2 separate regions of the Homo sapiens genome follow, and region 1 is linked to region 2. Evidence: chromatin loops called from intact Hi-C (ENCODE). Cell type or tissue: Caco-2. All regions are shown on one strand. Links, peaks and the distances in the headings refer to the core of each region. The heading gives the core; the rest is flanking DNA. Region 1 overlaps SPATA19 (spermatogenesis associated 19). Region 2 has its middle 88 kb from the start of OPCML.

Region 1 (11,591 bases), core at 2,433-10,432, 220 kb before region 2:
AGAGGAGGGCTGGCTGCCTTAGGCTCCCGCAACGCCTCTCTTAAGTTTGTGGAAGGACTTGAAGTCAAATTTGATTGGTTTCCTGACTCTGTGGTGTCAGAGAGCACTGCCTCTCCATCATTCATGGGCCCGGGCTTTCGTGTTTAGGAGGTTGTGGTGGAGCCTGCAATTTTGCATTTCTAAAAGTTTCTGGGCATTGTCACTGCTGGTCTGCTGACCTCACCTTGAGTCACAGATCGTAGTGTCAGGAGTGATGCTGTGTAGGTTTTAGACCTGCCACCAACTTGTGATGTGACTTTTGGTCCCATGGCCACTTGCCTTGTGCTTGGCCCGGTGGTCACACGGGGGCTGTTTATGAGGCCCTGGGAGGTGGAAGGCCAATGGCAGGATAAACAACCACAAGAGCTATCCGGGATGCAGTCCCTGAGCCTGTGGTGAACAGCTGTGCTGACCATCCTGCGGCTAAGGGAGAGATTTAGGCACAGCGACCTCAGCATGCTTACAGGAAGGCTGTTGGAGAGCAGTACCGGCATTTATCAAGGACTTACTGTATACCAGCTTCTGCACAAGGTAGTTTGTCAGGGTTTATCATTTGATCCAAAAACAACCTTAAGAGAGGGCGTTGTTGTGCCCATTATACAGAAGGCAGAACTTAAGTCAAGCCCGGGAGCAGATGCTGGGTTCCAATTCAGCTCCACCATGGGCAAGTTACATAATGCCACTGTGCCTCAATTTCCTCAATGCAACAGAGTATCTACTTTGGAGGGTTGTCTTGGGGGTGATGGTGTCTAGCACATGGTAAATGCCGCATCAATTGTTTGCTCATATTACTAGAGAAGAACAGGAAGTGCTGGGAGGGTACACAGTTCGCAGGGGCTTCTGAGCTGGAAGAAACAGACTCAGGCTTCAATTCCAGCTGCCTGATGCACCACTGACGATTCTTCCATGGGTTTCTGCTCTCTAGATGGAGCTTTGGGAACGCGGAGAACAGTGGGGTTACAGGGAGTCATCATCAGCCCTACCCCTTGGCCAACCACATCTCCCTGCTGTGTCCCCTGGGCATTTCTCTACCTCCCAGGTGGAAGTCCTTCAGGGTCCAGCAGCAACCTGTATCAGAAGAACATCCTTCTCTGCTTGACCTGAAGAAGGGCCAGACCTGGGCAGAAAGACTCCAGCAGGTGAGCTCTTCATGCGACAGTGTCAGCACTGGAGTCTTCTTGCTGAACTGCGAATAAAGAGATGTGCTGTTTAACAACCCGCCCTGTTGCTGGTTGGGGTGCTGTGCCATTCATTTGTCCATTCATCAGATGCTGAGTACCTCACAGGCCTGGCTCTGGGGACACATGACTTACAGCCTTGAGGGAGACAGACAGCAGCCGTTCCAGCAATGTGACAATGGCGATATTGGTGCTCCTGGAACATAAGAAGGAGTGCTCTGTGGCTGGGGCAGGGAGAACTTTTTGAGGGAAGTGTGCTGGTTTGTTTCAGACATTTATGTTATCTGCACTTATTCCTTCTCTAGCTCTCTTCCTTTTTAATGTAGATTTGAGTTTCTGCCCTATATCCTTTTCCTTCTCTTTGAAGAACTCCTTTTAAGGTTTCTTGCAAGGTAGCTGTACTAGTGACAATTTCCTTCAATTTTTGATGGTTGGAGAGTCTTTATTTGTCCTTCTTTTGAAAGGTAATTTTGCAAGATACGGAATTCTAGGCTGACAATCTTTTTTTCTTTCAACACTTAAATATTTTACTCCACTCTCATCTTGCTTGTACGGTAACCGAGGAGAAGCTGGATATAATTTCTATCCTTGTTCCTCTATAGATAAGGTGTTTTCCCTTTCAAGAAATTTTGTCTTTGATTTTCTGCAGTTTGAATGTGATATGACTAGGTATAGTTATTATTGTTATTATTATTATTATTTTTTGCATTTATCTTGCTTGGTGTTCTCTGAGATTCCAGGATCTGTTGTTTGGTGTCTGTCATTAATTTTGGAAAATTCTCAACTACTAATCAAACTCTTTTTTGCGGGTATTCTTCTCTCTTTTTATTCTCCTTCTTGTCTTCCCGTTACACATATGTGACACCTTTTGAGATTGTCCCACAGTTTTTGGAAAATGTTTCACTTTTTTCCACTCTTTTCTTTTTCTCTTTGTGTTTCAGTTTGGGTAGATTCTACTGACATTTCTTTTTTTTAAATTTTTTAATTATTATTACACTTTAAGTTTTAGGGTACATGTGCACAACTTGCAGGTTTGTTACATATGTATACATGTGCCATGTTGGTGTGCTGCACCCATTAACTCGTCATTTAACATTAAGTATATCTCCTAATGCTATCCCTCCCCCCTCCCCTACCCCACAACAGGCCCCGGATTGTGATGTTCCCCTTCCTGTGTCCATGTGTTCTCATTGTTCAATTCCCACCTATGAGTGAGGACATGCGGTGTTTGGTTTTTTGTCCTTGTGATAGTTTGCTGAGAAAGATGGTTTCCAGTTTCATCCATGTCCCTACAAAGGACATTAACTCATCATTTTTTATGGCTGCATAGTATTCCATGGTGGATATGTGCCTCATTTTCTTAATCCAGTCTATCATTGTTGGACATTTGGGTTGGTTGCAAGTCTTTGCTATTGTGAATAGTGCCGCAATAAACATACGTGTGCATGTGTCTTTATAGCAGCATGATTTATAATCCTTTGGGTATATACCCAGTAATGGGATGGCTGGGTCAAATGGTATTTCTAGTTCTAGATCCCTGAGGAATCGCCACGCTGACTTCCACAATGGTTGAACTAGTTCACAGTCCCACTAACAGTGTAAAAGTGTTCCTATTTCTCCACATCCTCTCCAGCACCTGTTGTTTCCTGACTTTTTAATGATCACCATTCTAACTGGTGTGAGATGGTATCCCATTGTGGTTTTGATTTGCATTTCTCCGATGGCCAGTGGTGATGAGCATTTTTTCATGTGTTTTTTGGCTGCATAAATGTCTTCTTTTGAGAAGTGTCTGTTCATATCCTTTGCCCACTTTTTGATGGGGTTGTTTGTTTTTTTCTTGTAAATTTGTTTAAGTTCACTGTAGACTGTGGATATTAGCCCTTTGTCAGATGAGTAGGTTGCGAAAATTTTCTCCCATTTTGTAGGTTGCCTGTTCACCCTGATGGTAGTTTCTTTTGCTGTGCAGAAGCTCTTTAGTTTAATTAGATCCCATTTGTCAATTTTGGCTTTTGTTGCCATTGCTTTTGGTGTTTTAGACATGAAGTCCTTGCCCATGCCTATGTCCTGAATGGTATTGCCTAGGTTTTCTTCTAGGGTTATTATGGTTTTAGATCTAACATGTAAGTCTTTAATCCATCTTGAATTGATTTTTGTATAAGGTGTAAGGAAGGGATCCAGTTTCAGCTTTCTACATATGGCTAGTCAGTTTTCACAGCACCATTTATTAAATAGGGAATCTTTTCCCCATTGCTTGTTTTTGTCTACTGACATTTCTTGAAACTCCAATTCTTTCCTCAGCCTTGTCCAGTCTACCAATGAGTCCTTCAAAGACATTCTTTATTCCTATATAGTGTTTTTGATTACTGGCATTTTCTTTAGACTTTTTTTCTTAGAGTTTCCATCTCTCTGTTTACATTACCCATCTGTTCTTGCGTGTTGTCCACTTTCCCCATTAGAGCCCTTAGCATATTTTTCATAGCTGTTTTAAATTCCCAGTCTAATAATTCCAACATATCTGACTGGTTTCTATACTTGCTTTGTCTCATAAAGCTATGTATATATATTTTTAGCAAGCTTTGTAATTATTTTGGGGAAAGCAGGACATGATTTATCAGGAAAAGGAGCTGCGGTAAATAGGCCATTAGTGTGAGGCTGTATGTTTACCTGGCTGGGAGGCTGTGTTTATGGTTTTGTAGCATGTCAGAGGTTAAGGTTTCCTCTGGCATCCTTGTCTTTGTCTTTCTTGTTGTCTTTGAGTGTCCCTAGAGGCTCCTTCTTAAATAGAGTCTGAGGTTTACAGTTATTTCTGCTGTAATCCCGTTATTATATAACCAGGGATTACATAATTATATAATAATTTAACACAATATGGGAAGCCTATATTGTGGTGATAAGTGCGTGGGAGGGGAAGTGTTCTATATTTGCAAGATTAGTTCTCAGTGTTTAGTGAGCCTTTCCCTCTGGGCTGTGACCTTTCTGTGTGATTCTCAGCTTCCCCCCTCATTGACCTTAGGAAAGACAGGAAGGCTAGAGGGGAGGGTCTGGAGTTGGGTATTCCCCTTCTCCCAGGCTGGCTTGGCCCTGGCAAAATAGTTTCCCTTGAGGGTGGGCTCTTGTTAAGGAGAACAGAATGCTCTGGACATATTTAAAAATGGCTACTTTCCCCTTCTCTTTTCATTGTGAGGAGCTAGTAGAGCTCCTAAAGGCAAAACTCATGAAAGTGTGGGGATCCCCCCAATGACTGGGCCCTGGACTTTTTAATAGTCAACATTGTCCACACTTAGCCTCCAGCAATTTGTCAGTTACAGTTTAGGTAGTTTAGGTTTTCCTGCCCAGCACTGTTTCCTGTGGAATTTTGTGTGCCTGGTCTTCTGTCCAGTAAGTTGTGAGTCTCTGTATCCAACTTTCTGCCTTTCCAGTCTTCAGGTCAGTGGTTTGCCTTCTGAGCTCAGTTCTCTGAGGGATTTAAGAAGAGTTGTTGATTTTCAATTTATTCAGTTCTTATTGTTAGGATGAGAGTGATGACTTCCAAGCTCTTTAAATATCAAACTAGAACCCGGAAGTCTTATTGAAGTATTTATTGAGTGTCCACGAGAATGACCACTGATGTTCGCTGAGCACTTTCTATATGCCTGGTCCTATCCAAGGACTTGAAATGTATCCAAGCACTAAGCCAAGCAGGCTTTGGCATAGATATTAGTATTATTATTAGAGAGGAGATAACACAACACGTAGGTTAAGTACCTTGACCAGAGTCACTTTGGTGACTGGAGAGTGCTAGAACCCCAGCCTGGCTTTCTTGACCACTTTGTTATGCTGTGTGTGCACCCCAGACCAGCCCTGGGAATACAGCAATAAATAAGACCCACCTGGTCCCTGCCCTGGTAGAACTTTCATTTTGATGAGGCAGATGAATTTTACACAAACTCATTAGTTGTGAGTCACAATTTTCATAACTACTTGAAAGGTGAAGTCTTACATATAATGGGAACTTGCCTTACTCAGAGAAGAGAACCTAGATTTCTATTTTAAAATCGTCATCCCCATTTTACAGATGAGGGACAGTCAGTCCAGAGAGGCTAAATAGCTTTCCTGATGTCATCCAGCCATGAAATGGCATAGCCAGAGTTTGAATCCAAATGGTCTCATGCCAGAGCCAGTGTCCTTAACCCCTGCCCTCTCCAGCAGAGCTGGGTGAAGGATCAATTCGGTTGTTGTTGGTGGTGAGCTTTACCTGCCAGACACTGCACAAGGAAGGGAGAGAGGCTAAGGTTCCTCCCCTGCCCCACTCTTCCTAGGGGCCAGGACACCTGGACTTTCTCTCCCCACCACCTTTCCCTCCCAGCCTCCCTTTGCCTGCATGCTCCAGTAAGGTAGGGCGAGGGAGTAGAGGATGAGTAGGAGGTAACCAGGCAGAGGGGCAGGAGAGCAGCCAGCCCTGGGCAGCAGCAAGTGAGAGGGCTCTGAGAGGGGAGAGAAGTCTGGCTTCATGGACACACCAAAAACCTATTCTGGCTAGATGGGAGAGAGGGAGTGAGAGGGGGCATGGGGGAGGCTGTCAAGAGGCCGGTTGGGCCATGTGGCAAGTGGAGACCTGGTTAAGGATCCTGCCTTATCCCAGCAGAGACAGGAAACAGGATGTGCAGGAATGTTAAAGCAGGAAGTGATTTTACACGTGGAGACAGGCTGTGCCAAAGGACGGCGGCAGAGAGCCCAGGAAGGATCCACTGGGCAGTGGCAGGTTCGTGTGAGATGGGAGCGGCGATCTGGCGATACATGGCTCCTGGAGTGGGGGAGAAGAAAGGTCCTGGGGGCACAGTTGGGGGATGGTGCTGCCATTAGCTCAGGTAGGTGGGCCTAAGTTGAGGAAATCAGTTCAACTTGGGTCCTGAGTCTGGGTCCCCATCAGATATCCCAGTGGTGATGGACACACAGGGCCTGGGTCCAGGGGAAGCTTGGAGAACACTGAAGGCAGAGAAGTGGCACAAGCCCAGGCTGCTGGAAAGGGGGTCCTGCCTGCTCGAGAATAGCTGCAGCCTGGATGTCAGCGGAGGAGAGGGGTGGAGAGGAGGTAAGCCGGCCTTCCTCAGAGCCCTGAGGGGGCTGTGCCCTTCCAAACGCTCACTCAGGTTTCTTGGGAAGGCAGGGAGCGGTGCTTGGCTTGCCAGAGCCCATGGTGCTGCTGCAGGGAGCACCTTTCTCTGAACTTAGTGGCCCTGGGAAGCAAGCAAAGGGAGGAAGCCCTCTCTCTCCACTATTGCAGCTGAGAAGCTGTTTCACTAGAAACCACCAGATGGTGACGTTTCCACACAAAAACCACATTTCCTGACGGTGACCTGGCCTTCCCTTTGAGTCAGCTCCTGCAGGCTGGGCCAGTAGAGATTTTAGCACCGTTTGGGAAGCCTCTGAAGATGGAGCACCTCTGAGTGTCTTCGTGTTGTTATGAATACAGTTCACATCCACCTGCCTGAACCACATAGCACCTATTCTTTCCAAGAACATTTGTGGAGCATTTATGCCCAGCACTGGGCCCGTGCTGTGTGAGGATACCCAGGTGAATGTTCTGTTATGTTCTCAAGGAGCTCAAATGGGTAGAAGGGCTGACTGCAAACAAATAATGAAATATTGTGTGAAAATAAGCCAAAAGGGTATAAATGGTAGAGCACAGAAGGGAGTGGTTTTCTCTGCTTGAGAGAAAAATTGTCAGCTGATTCCCAGAGGCAGTGATGCTTAAGCAGAGTTTTAGAGGCTTTCGCCAGGCTCTGACAACCAAGGAGAGGTCCTCCAGGCAAAGGGAAAGTCCAGTCCATGTCGCAAGGATGGAGGAGGGTTAGGGAACTGGGCCTGGCTGTCTGAATGTCTGGAATGCCGGTATGGTGGGTGGGGGTGTGGTGGGAGGAATGGCAGGAGAAGAGGCTGGGAGGTGGGTCAGGTGCTGAGAGGTGACAGGTGGGTGCAAAATAACCCCATGAAACTGGCAGAGGACCCGGGGGAGGAAGCATGGAAGAGCACCACGCTGGTCAGGTCTGGCTTCCCAGGGGAGAGAAGATGGGCCCAGGAAAAGAGGGGGAACACACGGCTTGCAGAAGGGGCTGGAGGGCAGCAGCCGGACAGGAATGGCTGAGTCACCCACAGGCTCCCACTGTCTGTCTCTCGCGCGCATCTGGAGTTTGGGGAGAGAGGGACCCATATTAGTATTATAGCCGCAGCTCCATCAAACCTAGGGTGGAAATGAAATCATTAAGTGGCTCAAATGGAGTTTTGTTCTGTGCATGATTAACCCCAGGAGGGGAGTTTGGGAACAAATATGCCTCCTCTACCTGTATTACAGGGGGACTGAGCTACGGTAAATTAAAAGAAAATCACTGGCAAATTTGGGACCAGTCAGCTGTGACCAAGCCATTTGTGTAGTTAAATGGAGCTGAAAGAACTAATCAAGGCTTTGTGGTCATGGATCCTTTGAGGGGAGAGGTGAGAGCTGGGGGTGGCAGGTGGGCGGGAAGCCAGTCCAGGAGGCCGCAGGTGGAGGTCTATCAAGGGACTGCTTGGTGGGGGTGGCAATGTGCGGTGCTGGCCTGTCTCTGTCTTGCAGGTCACTTCCTAATAGGACCTTGTTAATTCTGGACAGAGACAGGGGGGTCTCATGTGAGACAGACTCGTCCAGGCAGAGTCAAGCTCGGGAACACCAGAGAGACAGGGAGGGTGTGCCCACGTCCACCAGGGCAGGCGGCCTCCTGCGTGGGTCACTGCAGGGAGCAATGCGAGGTGCTGCTCCATGAACCGCACCCAGTGTTGTGAAGACCAAGCCACTGTCCTGGGGTGTCCACTGCGAGGTGGGGTGGGGCTCTGTCCCATCCCGAGAGGCGGAGTTTAGACACCCAGCCAAACCGGGACATGAAAACCGGGCGGGTGGTCTCCGATGCGGGAGAGGCTGCCTGGCGGGGGGCCAGCAGGGCAGGGGCAGGCGGAGGGCGGGGGTGCGCCGCGGGAAGGAGTGGAGCGGGCAGGGAGGCCCCGGGTTCCAGCGGGGCCTGAGACGCGCGATCAGGGCGCCGCGCGGCCGCGGAGTGGGGTGGCCCACGGGAGCCCAGACCCTCTCGGGGCTCAGCGGCCAGGGCGGGCGAGGCGCCCGCACCACCAGGCGACCGTGCGACGGCTTGCAGCGCTCGGCCACTGACCCACGTCATCCACGGGCCCGAGGGACCCCCGGCCCGACGCCCAGAGGCTTCTGCGGCTTCTCCCTTCGCGGGCCGGCCTGGGGAGGGCGCGGCACCACCCTGCCCTGAGGGACCGGGAACCTCGACCGGGGAGGCCACCCCGCCTCCGCCCGGCAGCCAGACGCAGTGTTCGACATGTTTTCCAATTACTTGGCAGGCTCCGCAGCGATGCTCGAAATTCATTTTCCATCCCGAGAGGGGAAAAACAAACGCAAGAGAAGGCAGCAGCTGCTCTCGGCGAGTTGGGAAACTTCGCCGCAACCAGCCGGAACCGGAGCGGGGCACCGGGCGGCTCGGGGTCCCCACCCCTTCCCCCACCCCCGCACCCCTGAACCCCCTACCCCGCGCCCCTCCCTCACCCCCGCACCCTCCATCCCCCTCCCCCTCCCCCTCCTCGCCCGCGAGGCTCCCCTGACTGTGGCCCCGGGCTCCTCCCGCCGCCCCTCCCCGCAGTCCCAGGCTCCTCTCCCAGCTCCTCCCCCCAGCCTCGCATCCCCCGCAGCCCCGCGTCCCCCTCCCAGCCCAGCGCCCGTCCCCGCTCGCTCCCGGAGCCACTGCCCTCCCCCGTCAGCCTCCTTCGAGCTTATTCTCTGGGCCTCTGGACCACAACAAGGTCCGCAGCCCGAAGGTCCCCAACCGGTGGGTTTGATCGCGGTGGGGAGGACAGGGCAGGACTTCGCGGGGCGGGCGGTGAGTGCAGAAAGTCCACACCCGCAGCTGCCCTCCCAGCCCTGTGGGCACGGCCGCTCTGCGAGGTCAGTCGCCCCCTTCTCTCCGCGGACCGTCGCGGCTGTTAGAATGCGCCTCCTCCTTTACTGCCGTTTCCCCATTGCCCCAGACACGGTGCGTGACATCGGTGCTCAGGAAATATTCGTGGAAGGAGTAAACGACTGGGTGGGCTTTCGCTGCTGTTTCTTAGCGCTCGCATCAGTTTTCTGCCTCCTCCGCCCTTCAGGGCCCTCGTTCTCTGTGTCTTCATAGGCACCTGTTCGTGGGCAGGCCTGGAGGTCCCGAAAATGAAGGCTGAGCGGGTCATGCAAGGGAAACCTGGTACGTGAGCAGGATTCCAGGGAAAAGGGCAGGTACAACAGTCTCTGCCTTATAAGCAGGTACAGCAGTCTCTGCCTTTTAAGGAGGAGGCGGGAAGGCTGAGTGAGCAGCTGCTTGTGGCGTGCTTTCAGCAAGGAAGATGTGCTTACCAGCAGCGTGTGTGCCCATGTGGGCTTCTGGGAGGCAGTGTAGCATAACTGCTAAGACGGCTTCCACCTTCGGATTGCCAGGCCTCGGACCCTGGCTTTACCATTTAGCGGCTGTGAGATTTTGAGCAAATGGCTTCACCTCTCTGTGCTTCTGTGTCCTGGAGTCCTGGTGAAGATCAAGTGAGATAGCATCTCGGTAGAGGGGGCATCACATGCCCGCCACTTGGTAGACCCTCAGTACAGGGTAGCTATGAGGATTCCTATACCCGGGAAGAGGCACCAGCCATAGCACAGCCCTTTCCAGCACCAATGACTGCTGGCTGTTAGTCTTCACGTTCATAAAACACTTTCCTAAGCCTTTTGTAATGTGAGTCGGTGATCTAGTCAGTCCAGAAGGAAATAGTCACTGCTCTCTAGGAGCTTATACTGGAAGGGAAAAGATTATGAGGGCCTCTAAAGATGTTGGGGAACCACAGACAAACATTTAGGAAAAATAAAAATATTAGGTGTGCATTTGGGAGCCGGTGTAGGAGGGGGTGTGCTGTCAGAGATTCATGTTTGGTCAACATGGGGGCTGCATATTTTCAAAGGAGAATCAGAGTCCTGGCTCTACGGGCTTCAAAGAGGGGCTCCCCTGAGGACCTGCTGGACCCAGGACTCCTGGCATTCTGAGGAGGGGGCTTCTTTGCGTCTTTGTGCCCCCTGAGGGAGGGCTCTCTGGGGCCTAGAATGGGAGGAGAGTGGTGTGGCATCCTGTGGCCAGCAGGTGATGCTGTTGATCTAGTGGTGCAGGTTGCCAGGTTCTGGATGGTGCCCTCCCACCCCCCACTCATGCCCCAGCTGCTGATTGCTCATTTTCCACTAAGTACCCTGTGCACAAGATACCAGAACACCCCCATTAGCTCCTGCAGCTAGCCCTGTGCTTGTTCTTCTGGTGGGGACAAGTTTCTCTACCCACCGTGGGCAGAACTGACTCCAGGATTTGGGAGTGAGCAGTGGACAGTAGACCTTCTATTCTATTCTGAGGGAAGAAGTGAGATTGGGCTGTGTTGCAGCGGGGACTGGTATTGACTTCTGGGGAAGTGGATTCACCTTGCCATGCCACAAAACCACAGTTTGTGCCTGCACACCCCTCGGGGCTTCTTCAGTCAGTTAGGATGTCTTGCAGGAGGGATGGAACAGGGGACCCTAAGGGCAGGGGTGGACAAAAGAAGGAGCAGCACCATGAATCAGAGTCCCAGAGCTGTGGAACCCCCTTTCGGGACCCAGGTCCTGCATCTACTTCCTCAAAGGCTGCAGCAAAGTGGAGCTTCTCCAACCTTCCTGGGTATGGGACTCCCTTCCAGGAGGTACTTATTAAAGATCCTCAGGCCAGGGTCTAGATACACAAGGATAAAGCATGCTGTTTTTCTCAGTGGAAGAGAACTTGGCAACTCCACGATCAGCACCAGGAGAACATTCTGCTTACTTCAGCTGCCCTTCACCTGGTCTTTGGAACATCTTTTGCTAATTATACTTGTGGCCACCCCCAGGTGTTCTGCCTTGCTTTGGTCCAGGAGAGTTAACAAAAAGGAGAGAAACAGAGAGACACAAGTTATAAACAATTTGGTTGAGCAGGTAGCGGGTAATCTCACCCAACTTGAGCCCATTAAGCACCCCCTGCCCCTGGTCCTGGATCCCTTGGCTTTAATCTAACCTTCTTTCTGAAGGGGTTGGTCCTGCATTCTACAGGGAAGAGACCCAACCAGCAGCATGGGTGTAGTCTTTCCCTGAGCCTCACAGGACAATGTCACCACTCATATTGCAGAAACGTGCACGCAGGGTGTGTGTGCCTTTGCACGTGTGCACACACTTTACTCCACTGGGCCTCAAGGTCAAATGATGCCTTATAAAATGAAAGAAAAGGGTGCTTTTCTTTGAATTTGCACCATTTGGCCCCCTTTCTCAGGGCCTGTGGC
Region 2 (11,591 bases), core at 2,206-10,205:
TGAAAATGCAAAAATTAGCCAGGCAGGGTGGTGGGCACCTGTAATCTCAGTTACTCAGGAGGCTGAGGCAGGAGAATCACTTGAACCCAGGAGGAGGATGTTGCAGTGAGCTGAGATTATGCCATTGTACTCCAGCCTGGTGACAGAGACTCCGTCTAAAAAAAAAAAAAAATTCTCCGTTCATTGTGTTACTGGTGGACCTTCTCTTGAAAATAGGTTTTCCTCAGTGTTTAGGTTAAATCAATGGAAAGAATTGCAGTTGCTGAATGAGTATATTTTCATTTTGGGGAAAAGGACATAAAGCCACAGTGTTGGTAGGTTCTGGCCCTTCATGGGATTTGGAATTTGGAGAGAGATTTGATAGTTTTACTATCCCATGTGGAAAGCAGCTGATCCAAGAATGGGATAGCAAAGGGGAGGTGTCTTCTGCTGGGATTGCTGGAAATACACTTGGCTCTGAGGGAGAGAAATGGGCTGCACTCTCGTTTCAAATAGGCCGCTGAAATAACTCTGGTTAGGGATGAGTTTAATGAGTCCTGTCAATCTATTTATTCTTCCATTCAATAAGTATCTATTGAGACAAGCATTATGACAGGGAATAAGAATATGATGATAAGCAAAACCTAAGCCTATTTCCAAGGGAATCACAGTTTAATGGAAGCATGTAGGGGCTGGGGGAGGAAGTATGGTGAAGTGGAAGAGACAGGAATAAAGATGGGTAAACAAAAGGTTACAGACCGGTGAGGCTACAATTTCCCTCAAAGTTCCTTGGGAGGCTTCAAAGAGAAGTTGAAATTGATGCTGGCTCTTGATGGCTAAGTAGAATTTTCCCCAAAGTGGAAGAATTTATTGCAGCCGATGAAATAGCTTGGTGTACAGTTATATTAGTATAAAATAGCATGATTGTCACTCATCATGGGGTTCAGTGAATCATTTTCAGAATCCAAAACTAATACTCCTTAAATCACCTTTCTGGTCTCTCTTTCAAGGCTCTGCAGCATCGGTGGTGAATTATCTGTTTCTCCGGCCAGCATTGCTCCTCCTCAGGCCGCAGTGGCCTCTGGTTCCTTCCTTCCTGAGTGATCTGTGGTTTGCTTGTCTCGCTGCATTTTCATGCCCTCTCCAGCTCCTTGCCATCAGTGCTCCTTCCTCACTGTCTCCTTCAATCGGCCTCTCTACTTACTGTATTTGACTGCACCCACCTTTCTGTTAGTCTCTCTTCATCCTCTTCCAGCTGTGCAAAAACAGCCAAGTCATCTCAGATATTGACTTATTATTTTCTCAGAGAGTAAAGTTATTAACTTCTTTCAAGAGCGTTGGTCTCTGAAGACGATGAAGGGGAGGTTGCCGAGGGCAGGGACCTAATGGGAGATCTTGACTGATGGTGAAATTTCAGGGTGATGATAATGAGGACAATAATACTATCAAAACCTGAGATTTAAGGAATCCCTTGCAAAGGTATATGAGAGTGTGTTAAGGAGCATCTCTTCTACTGTCGCATGCTGAGCAGCAGGTTTGCAAATAGGGCTGCAGTTGTTTATCTGGAAGGTCTCTCAGTTTCAAGAAGATTGGGGCTTAGAATGCCCGATAAATCTCCTGCCAAGTCAGCAAATGATGAAGTCTGTCAGACGGTGTGACTCACCAATAATTCAGATCTCTGTCCATCGCCTCTTCACCGCACTTACTTTTGGATTCCATTTCCATCCATTTTCACGAGTCTCATATGTTTTGTTCTAACCTTCCCAATGGATACACGAGACGAAAAAACAGCCAGCCTATATTTGGGGACCACAGTAAATCAGACAGAAAAAGATGGTGGAGTCTGGCAAAGTCTCCTTTCTAGAAGAACTACCAAATGTTACTGAGCTGTCTAATTTCCCTTTCAAAAAGGAGAAGAGATGCTTCAGGCAGTAGGCAGGAAGCCGGGTTCCCATGGATGGGTGGGTGCAATGAAAGAAGGAAGAGGACAGGAGTCTATTTAGTGTCCCTGCTTTTAAGCAGCGCATCAGTCAAATCACACCAGGAAGGTTCAGGTTCTTTTTTTATTTAAATGCTGGAAAAAGACACAGTTTCTGTAATACATTATGAAAAAATTATTTTAAAACCTTATAACTTTTGTATTAAGAAATCCATAATCAAAATTAACAAATATTTACTGAGCCTTAACTGTCATTCATCGATTACTTCTTATGTCCCAGGAGCTGTTCTCAGAGCTTGACATACAAGGTCCTATTAGAGCCAAACAGCGATTACATTAAGTGTTACTAGATTTATTGTACAGATAAGAAACTGAGGCATAGAGAAATCACTTCTTCAAGGTCACAGGGGCAGTCAGTGGCAAAGCCCTGGTTTCTTTGACTTGAAATTGTGTGCTCCTGGATGCCGCTCTCCACTGTGTACAGCACAAGACACGAGGATGCGCTTAGAAGTCTCACAGTCTCTATTTTCCATGCACACATATTGTTATAGATTCTAAATTCTTCACACTTCATTTAAACCTGCTGACTCTCTTTTACTCTTAGAAAAGAGAAAAAGAATAAAAAATTGTTAATCTTAATCATAAATGTAAACAGTTACTAAGTCACTTTTTAAGACTTATTTTGATGGTTAAAGGAATCCTGTAACCCATCTTTCAGTGCATTATCAATTATTATTGTTGTTCTCTGTGTCTTGAACCTCTTACTGGCATTTCTTATATGGTGTATTTCTAAGTGAATATATTCTTTTTTATAGAGAATTGGCGTTATGTCCTATGAGAGAAAAGAGTCCACCACTGTTACAGATCAATCTGTTCTCATACTGGCCTCATTTCTCTCACCTCCCACCAAAACCCTCAACCCTAACTCTGAGAGCAAATAGCTAACTGTGATCTCTAAAATATTATTAATGAGAACTCAGACTTGTGAGTTCGTGGGCACTTGGAAGCTGTGGCCTTCAACATCTCCGCTTTTCCCTACAGCTCTACCCCTTGCCATCTTCCCATTGCACACAGTCCATCAGAGCTGCTGCCTGTGTGCCCTGCTGTCTTTTAGCCAGGCCAAGGTGTATGAATAAACTAGGCTTATCCTAGATAATTTGAATTTGAATCTTAAGCTAAGTGAAAAAGAGATTTAAACGGCTTGTGTTTTTCTATTTGACCATCCTATTTCTGTCACATAAGCGTGCCTACATTCTTGCTTCTTAGATATCTAGAGCTGTCTTGGTTTTTGCATATTTCCAACCTGACTTGTACTTGACTTTCTATGCCAGGATTCCTGTTTGCTTAAATTGGCTAGAGGTGGGTTCTCTTGCTTGCAACCAAATAACCTCAACTAACTCTCTTCCTGGTTACCTCCCTCTGTTCATTCGTTCACTCAGTAAATACTGAAAATCTACTGTGTTCCAGGTATTTGGTAGAGACTGACACTATAGGTGTAACCCTGGCAAATAACATCACTGCTCTCAAAAGACTTACCACTGTGGGAAAATCAGAGAAATAGGCAGTTACAGTTTGTTATAATAAGGATCCTATTGCACTTTATGGAAGGTGCACCCACCTAAGACTTCCAGAAAAGTCAATCAGAGAAAGCTTCCTGGAAGAAGTAAAATGTATACTCAAAGTGGAAAGACAAGAGTTTGCCAGGTGAAGTGGTGGGGAAAGAATGTTCTCAGATAAGAGAATGTGGAGGATCTATGGAGAGCTGGAGGGAAGAGAGAGCAGATGCATTTGGAGAACTAAAAGCAATTTGACCTGGCTAGAGCATAGAACACCATGGGAATGGGGATGAATTAGCTTGAAGATATAAAGCAGAAAGAAACAGATTATGAAGGACTTTATAGGTCCTCCTAAGGAATTTCTACCTAAATAGAGTCAATGGGAAGCCACTGAAGAATTTTAAACATTGAAGTGAACTACAGTTTTGTGTTTTTGAATGACATTCCTGACTACAGGATAGAAAATGTCTTGGAGGAGGGCAGATTGGCCCTCGAGAGGCCTGTGGCAGAAACCTAGGCCAGAAACCTAGGCAATGGCTGAAGCCAGAGTTGCAACAACAGGGATGGAGAGCAGAAGACTACAGAGGAAGTAAAATCTGGATTGCAGATGGCATCATGGTCTTTTGGACAAGGGATTGACGCCGAGTGAGGGCAGAGCAGAGGATGAGGAATGAGTATGTACTGTGAGCAAGCAGGAGGAAGGTCGGGCTACGCATGAGACCTGAAGCACAGGGACATGACCAGATTTGGGGTGAAATAATGAATCTGTTGTCTCAAAGTTGGCCTTTGGCCTGTGCCCTCTAATTTGAAAGTATTAGAGAGTATCAGCAAGATAAGCAAAGTGCGTATGTGTGAATGTGTGGGTAGTGGGAATTAATTTCTTTGTTCTGCTTGAAGAACCGCAGAGAATGAATGAAACTTGTGAAAAACAAGATGAGGGTCTGCTTTGTCTGAAGATCCTACACAAAATGTGGAATGATGAGGGTCCTGGGTGAAGCTTTGCTGTTTGGAGTTGGTGTCCTTTGGCAGAGAAATCGTTCTTGGCCACGACAGAGCTGGTTGTGCATTCCATTAGCAGCGAGAGCCCATGGCATGTACACTTCCAGGCTGTTTGTCTCATTGAGAGCTGGGTGTGTGGGAGTGTTTACACCGGGGCTATTTCAGCCCAGGCTGGTGGATAATGAATGAGTTTGTTTTTGAGCTGGTGAGTTGGAGCTGACACAATGCCGGCAGGTGCCTTTGTCTCAATCCCCTCCATCCATCTTTATCGGATTTGCCAGACTCTCCCTCACTCTTTTTCCTTTCTTTACTTTACATTGAAGGCAGCTGGGAATGGATCTGCAGGACGACTCTCCCAGGACAATAATAATGGTGGGAACGTCCTCTGTGTGTTCATGCCTTTTCTGATAATTGTTGTCCACCCCCAACCTGTCTTCTACCTTCATCTGCTATGTCTCGAGTAGACCAAGGAGAGTTACATTCTAAAGAAATAGTTACCAGACATTTCCCAGGATGATTTTTTCCCAGTAATGAACTTAATTAATCTTTCACTTTCTCTATCTTTCTTTTTGTCTGTTTCTTCATGGGGGCTGAAGGGGAATGTTAGGGATTTTAGCCATAGTCTCATGTGGACTCATTGTCTCATAGCAAGTATGTTGTTTCCTCCTCTGTCTGAAAACCTCCAATTAACCTCTAGACCCAACCTTAATGCCATCTTCTAGGACACCTCAACCCCTCCCACTTTGCTCCTCCTGGTCTTCTCCGGCGACAGTAACCAGCATATTCAGTTGCCCAAGCTGGAAGCCTGGCTTTGACTCCCTCCTATTCTTCATCTCCCACATTTCATCAATGATCAGATTCTGCAACCAAAATCTCTTAATATCCCTTACTACCTTTGCAGCTATACCCCCCATAACATTTTTTTTTTCAGGCCACTATCATTTTTGGTCAAAATTTTAATTGTAGAATTAGGATCTTAAAGATTCAGACAGATTTTTCTAGAGTTCATATACATTATTTTTTTTTTATCTGAACGATTCTAACAACATCCGAATGGAAATCCCTGCCTTCCATTGTGTCCTGTTTGCACTTCCCTCGTCCATGTTTAGAGGATATAAAGAAAAGCCTGACCATTTTATTCCCTTGTTTAAAAATTTTCAGTGGGTTTCCACTGTTCTTAAGACTGGACAAACTACTAAGCATCTTACGGCTAAAGTCAGGCTTACAGTTAGAGCTCCCTTTTCCTTGAAAGTCTCTTACTATCATTTCCCTTAAAGATTTGTGCTCCAGATTAAATACGTTAACATTTAACTATGTACTTCCTTCTTCCTAGGATGGCTATGCCCTTCCTCCTTTCTCCTTTACTGTCACCTGGATACATTCTACTCACTGTTCATTTCAACTTTCATGTCATATCCCCTGGAAATCTTTTCCTGACCTCCTCCTAGCCTGGGCCTCATGCCCTCCCATGTGCTCTAAAAACTACCCATATCACTCATGTCACCATTCATTACAATGTGTTGGAAATACCTCTTTGCATATTGCACTAGACAGTAAGCTTTTTTTAAGGGCAGGATTGCATCTTATTCATGATTAGTTTATTCTTAGTGCTCATTCTGGTATATCAGGTGTTTAATTATTAGAAGGCCACAGGAAGTATTATTTATTATTTCCTCTGGATTCTCTGCTAGGCACCTTGTTTATTTATTTATAAAGGCATTAACAATGTTGCTTTGTACTTTTCGGTTATGTGTTCATGTCTCCCACTAGGTGGTGTGTTCCTCATTGGCTGGGACTGTATTGTACTTGTCTCTGTATCCTGTATGGGACTTAATACAGTCTCTAGACCATAGTAGGCACCCACTACATGCTGGTTCTTGCTAGACATTGAAGGTGCCGTGATGAACAAATCCTTATGCTCTCAATGTTGATATAGTTTAAGTTCCTGTCATTAATCAGCTATGTGATCTGAAAAAACAGCATTCTCACCTATACAATGAACAATTCCTCCATGATTTTTTAAGCTTAAGGCTCCTTTTTTCCAGAACCAGCATTCTAGAATTCTGACACTTGATCCAGTTTGCATGCTGCTCATGCTGAGATGGGAATGGCATTAAAGATGTTGGAAGGTGTTGTTCCTTTTAAAAGCCTTCTCTGTGTTGCAGCTCATGCTCAATTTGTATAGCTGAGACTGGTTTGTGGGTGTGGGGCCCAAGATTATGTTCTGTTCTGTTGTTTGCAGGAAGCCCCTCTTAAAATCCCTAGGTCCTCATGCAACCCCCGTCATCTCTAGATCCAGGCAGCCTCAGGCAGCAGATCTGGAAATCCTTGGGAGATTACCATGGAATGCAAACACTCAGCGCCACCCTGTGCTAAGAGCCAGAGGTGAGATGGAATGGGAGTTCCTGCTGTTGTGAAGGCCTGGCAGCAGTTCTGGCAAGTTTTAGGGAGAAGCTGAGACTCTTGATTCCTTTTCTTGTCCTAGTGTGGATGCTAAGTTTGGGAAGGCAAAACAGATTATATATGCATAGTTTTTCTCAATCCTGCCAAGCCAGGCTGATGTGGAGAAGATCATCTGGGCGCCTCTTGGCAGAAGACAATCATTTCCCAAGATCTTGGTGAACGTCTCTGAGAAAAAGGGGGCTTTCCCTCCCGAACAGACACCCAGTAGCTGCCCCCTTCCATCTTCTATGAACACCGAGGGCACACAAGGGTATGATTAAGCTACACCCTACCTCTCCCCTTCTCAAGAGATGAACAGGGCATTCATGCCGCCTGGAGCTCCCATTGTGTCCCCTATTCCTGGGAGCGCCTAGTGGCTGAGTGTCAACTGCTCACAGTTACCTCCTCGGCTCCCCAAAACCCATCTCCTCACAGGAACCTGGCTGGGAGGCCAAATTCTGCAAATCCATTTGGGGAAATAAAAGCCTTTTAACCTAATTTCTTCCTCAGAATTATTTATGTCCCTGATCAAAAAAGTACTCTTTTACCCTTGCAGTGTCTTCTAAATGATGTCAGATGTTACAGATGTCACCAGCGGCAGGATTCTCGCGTTGCAGGCTGCTTAATGCTTTGGAAATGATGTAAGGCCGAGAGCTGAGTGAAGTGCAGTGGTGGGGAAAGCTTATTTCCAGGGTCCAGCATTCCCAACCCATCTGCATTAGGGAGACCCGTGAATTATGGCAGCTGAGCAGGCCTCAGAATGATGGTTCCCGCAATTGCTGAAGACAGACCTAGGAAGCTCCATTTACCAAAGTGCCCTCCAGTGGCGTCTTTCCTAGCAGGCGCTAAATGTGTATAATGGGGAAGTCCTGGAAGATTTTCTCTCTTTTCTGATTTGGGTTAGGAAGGGGCGTCTGTGCTGAGGTGCATAATCCCTAATGATTTGGGTCAGATTTAGTGCCATCGTTATCTCATTACCTGAGGGTTCCCCAGCCTGGCATGACTGCTGGAGAGTGAAGAACAATGGTACCCCAAAGATTAGGATGTTCTTATCTACAAAATGGGGACAATGGGAGCTATTTTTCACAGAGATTTTCCCTCAGTCACTTTGTGAATCCTCAGATGTGAAACGGAAGGCAGTTGGCTACCTCAGAGTTTTCATGTCATTCTGTTTATTTCCATCATAGCATTTAACATTCTGTGAAATTATCTTGTTTATTTTTTTGTTTGTTGTTTGTTGTTGCCTTTCTTGACCTAACACCTATTGAAATGTAAGACCTACAGTCAGGGAGTTCTATATTTCCAGATTCTGACTATATTAGATTAGACTGTAGCAGACCAGTGATCTCTTTGAGAACAACTAGACAACTAGACATTTCAAGTAAAAAACTCGATTTGAAGACTGAGGCATTGAGGACTAGAGGTCCAAAATACCCTCAAAGGGGAATCCTCAGGGGTGTAATGTGATATTCCACAGATCTTTTCTGGGAGATGAGGTAGTGTTTTCTGATTCTGAACTTAAAACAAGGGACTGAGAATTCAGACAGGGTTTCAGGCAGAGGACCACTGCTAAAATGCCCAGAAATGAGAAGAACTTTTGGCAATCTTGTAGGAACTAGAGAGACAAAAGTTAGAGATTTGAGGGGCTAGGATCCTGGTCAGAAGGGTAGGCTGGAGAATTGAGCCAAAATTTGTGCAGTGTTTGCTCAAGACATCTACCAAAGTCTGAGATTGCAGAGACAGGAAGCTAAGAACCTTAGCATAAAGTCTTTGAAAAACAATACACAGACTGTAGTAGTCTTATAATAATAAGAAAGCTAGAATCAGAATTAAGAACCCACCAATGTGAGCGGTACCTCGTGAAAACCCCAGGCTCTCTTGTGTAACTCAAAGGGGAAGCCAGTGGTAGATAGAGCCTTACCAAAGCTGTGCTCCTTCCTCGATGTGGTGTTGTTAAGGTCCCAGTTCCACATTCTCCGCTCAGCAGAAGAAGGGGCCAACTCTCTCTGGAGGAATATAATATCATTTGGGGCTGCTATATGTTGTTATTATGGGTGTGATGCAGTCAGTAAAAAAAATTGCCAAACATGACAAGCAATGAGACTGAAAACCAAGAAGTGGAAAAACAGACTATAGCTAATTCTAATATCCAAATCACCTCTAGGTCTTTATCAGCAAAAAACTGAAAAACAGCTGTGATTAAAATAGGCTGGGTGTGGTGGCTCATGCCTGTAATCTTAGCATTTTGGGAGGCAGAGGCGGGTGGATGACTTGAGGTTAGGAGTTCGTAGTTACTCAGGAGGCTGTAGTCCTTGTTACTCACGAGGCGGAAGTGGGAGAATCACTTGAACCCAGGAGGCGGAGGTTGCAGGGAGCCAATATTGCACCACTGTACTCCAGCCTAGGTGACAAAGTGAAACCCTGTTTCAAAACAACAACAACAACAACAACAAAACAACAAATATTCAAGAAAATAAAGAGGAACAAAAATAGAATTTCAAGAGAGATTTGGAATTTATGCTTTTAAAATCAAATGGTATAGTGTACTCAAATCTACACATAATAAAATTTTATAAAAAACACTCACACAATCTGAATAAGTTCTTTACTTTACAGATAGTAGTATTGTAGCAATACGGCAACATTATTGCTTGTTTTGATAATGTACTTTGATAATGTAAGACATTATCATCACGTATATAAGAACTGTGCTATTTTTGCAACTTCTTGTGAATCTTAAACTACTTCAGAATAAGAAGTAGTTGTTACTTCAACATAAGAAGCTTTAATATAAAATGACTGAAAAACCAAATGTAAATTCTGGAACTAAAAAATACAATAGCTGAAATGAAGAACTCATATAGGTTTAACATTAGATTTCAGATAGCAGAAGAGAGTAATACAGGTCAATGGAAAGTATACAGACTGAGGCACAAAGAGGAAAAAATATAAAAATATATAAAATAAATTAGAAAAAATATTGGATACAGTAAAAAAAAATCCAAAATAATGTAAATGTAGCCCCAGAAGTAGAAGAGAACTGGAATGGGTTTGAACAAAAAATTGAATGTTTGGTAATTTTTTGAAACTGATAAAAGGCAGCAAACCACAAACTCAAGAATCTCTATTAGGATAAATGTAAAGCAAGATAAATATAAAGAAACCCAGGCACATCATAGTAAAACTACAGAAAATCAAAAACTAAAAAAGTCTACATTACTTTTAAGAAAACAATAAGAAAAGTTATTCAACAGACTTTTCAACAGAAACAACAGAAGGTAGAAAGCAATAGAATGGCATTTTTAATATGTTGAAATAACAACCCCCCAAATAATCCTTTATATCTAGTAAATTTATCCTTAAAAAACTGAGAACATTTGCAGACATACAAAATTTAAAAAACTTGTTACCACTAAATGTACACTAAAATAATTAACAAATATTTCTTCAGACAGAAGAGAAATAAACCCAGATATAAGCAGGTCAATACAAGAATAAGGAGCAATAGAAAGGATTAATATGTAGACAGATATAAATGAATATTACCTGTATAAGACAATAATAATAATTTCTTGTTTTGTGGGTTTAAAATAATGTAGAACTGAAATACATGTTAATTAAAAAAAATTTGGGAACAGAGATACTAGATTTAAAATATTATAGTGTTCTAGCATTGAAAGGCAGCATAAAGCTAATAATCTTTTTTAGGATGTAATTCTTTAAAAATTAACATTGTATTAAATAATTTCTAGGATACCTTCCAAAAGAAGTATAACTAATAAGCTAATAGAGGAGGAAAGAGAAATTTAAAAAATGATTAATCAGAAAAAAAGTCAAGAAAAGAGAGGAATAAAACAAACATGAAGCAGACCAGTCAAGTAGAAATTAGCAGTAACCTAGTAAATAGGAATTCACAACTTTTGGTAATTACATTTAATGTAAATGGACTAAATATTTCAAGGAAAATACTAAGATTGTCAGACTGGATATATTCTAATTGTAAGAAACATGCCTCAAATATAACATTACAGAAAGTTTGAAAATAAAAGAATGTAAAAAGGTGAAACATATAAACACAAAATTAAAATAGTTATTGGCTCACATTATGCACTCAATAAATAATTATTGGTTAAATTTATATTATTCTTATTCAAATACTGATGGCAGCAAATGCAAATATTTTGGGTGGTCTTATAAAAAGGCATATTTGACTTAAGAATTAATATTTACTGACTATGTTGGTGGTTGGAGATGAACAACTGTAAGGCAAAAATTTTAACATGAATAATTAGTAAAATTTATAATGAAGGGAGTATTTTGATATCCAAAGTATTGTATTGTCTATGTATTCAGCTATTAAAGCTGTTCACTTATTTATTTACTATTATTTCTGGTCTATCTGGTATTTCTGCTTGATCACAAGCTCTGAAAGGCAGGGATTTGGCTCAATTCAAATCCCAAGGACCTTCTACTGCTAGTCTAGGACCAATGTCCATGGGTTGTAATGAGGATGGTGGCTACATGGAAAGCAAGAATGAAAAGGGGACCCTCTAAAGGAGCGATTGGGTGGAGAAGGTGACCTGGAAGAGTAAATGTTTCTTGGTTTCTCCAGATATATAAAGCTCAACTAAAACTATTCCACATTTAGTGCCACAGAAAAAGTTTATAATAGTTTT

What was found. A loop is a pair of places that touch in the nucleus more often than their neighbours do. Peaks named below come from ENCODE experiments on the same cell type or tissue, not always from the same donor. Only the 100,000 strongest peaks of a DNase experiment are listed, where the experiment ranks them.
Region 1: a loop joins it to region 2, with 20 times the contacts of the local background. A loop is called at or near these places in 9 of 110 quality-filtered maps.

What each region holds. Positions count from the first base shown.
Region 1 is chr11:133,830,297-133,841,887 of GRCh38, reverse strand. SPATA19 (spermatogenesis associated 19) reads left to right here. Exons shown (of 7, transcript NM_174927.3): 7 at 965-1,257. Among named protein-coding and RNA genes, the nearest start is that of SPATA19, 9.4 kb to the left of the region's middle. In Caco-2, for the core only: a CTCF peak has its summit at 6,515 (motif pointing right); a DNase peak (open chromatin) is centred at 6,527.
Region 2 is chr11:133,614,830-133,626,420 of GRCh38, reverse strand. No RefSeq gene overlaps it. Among named protein-coding and RNA genes, the nearest start is that of OPCML, 88 kb to the right of the region's middle. In Caco-2, for the core only: CTCF peaks have their summits at 6,055 and 6,260; no DNase peak of the experiment used is centred there.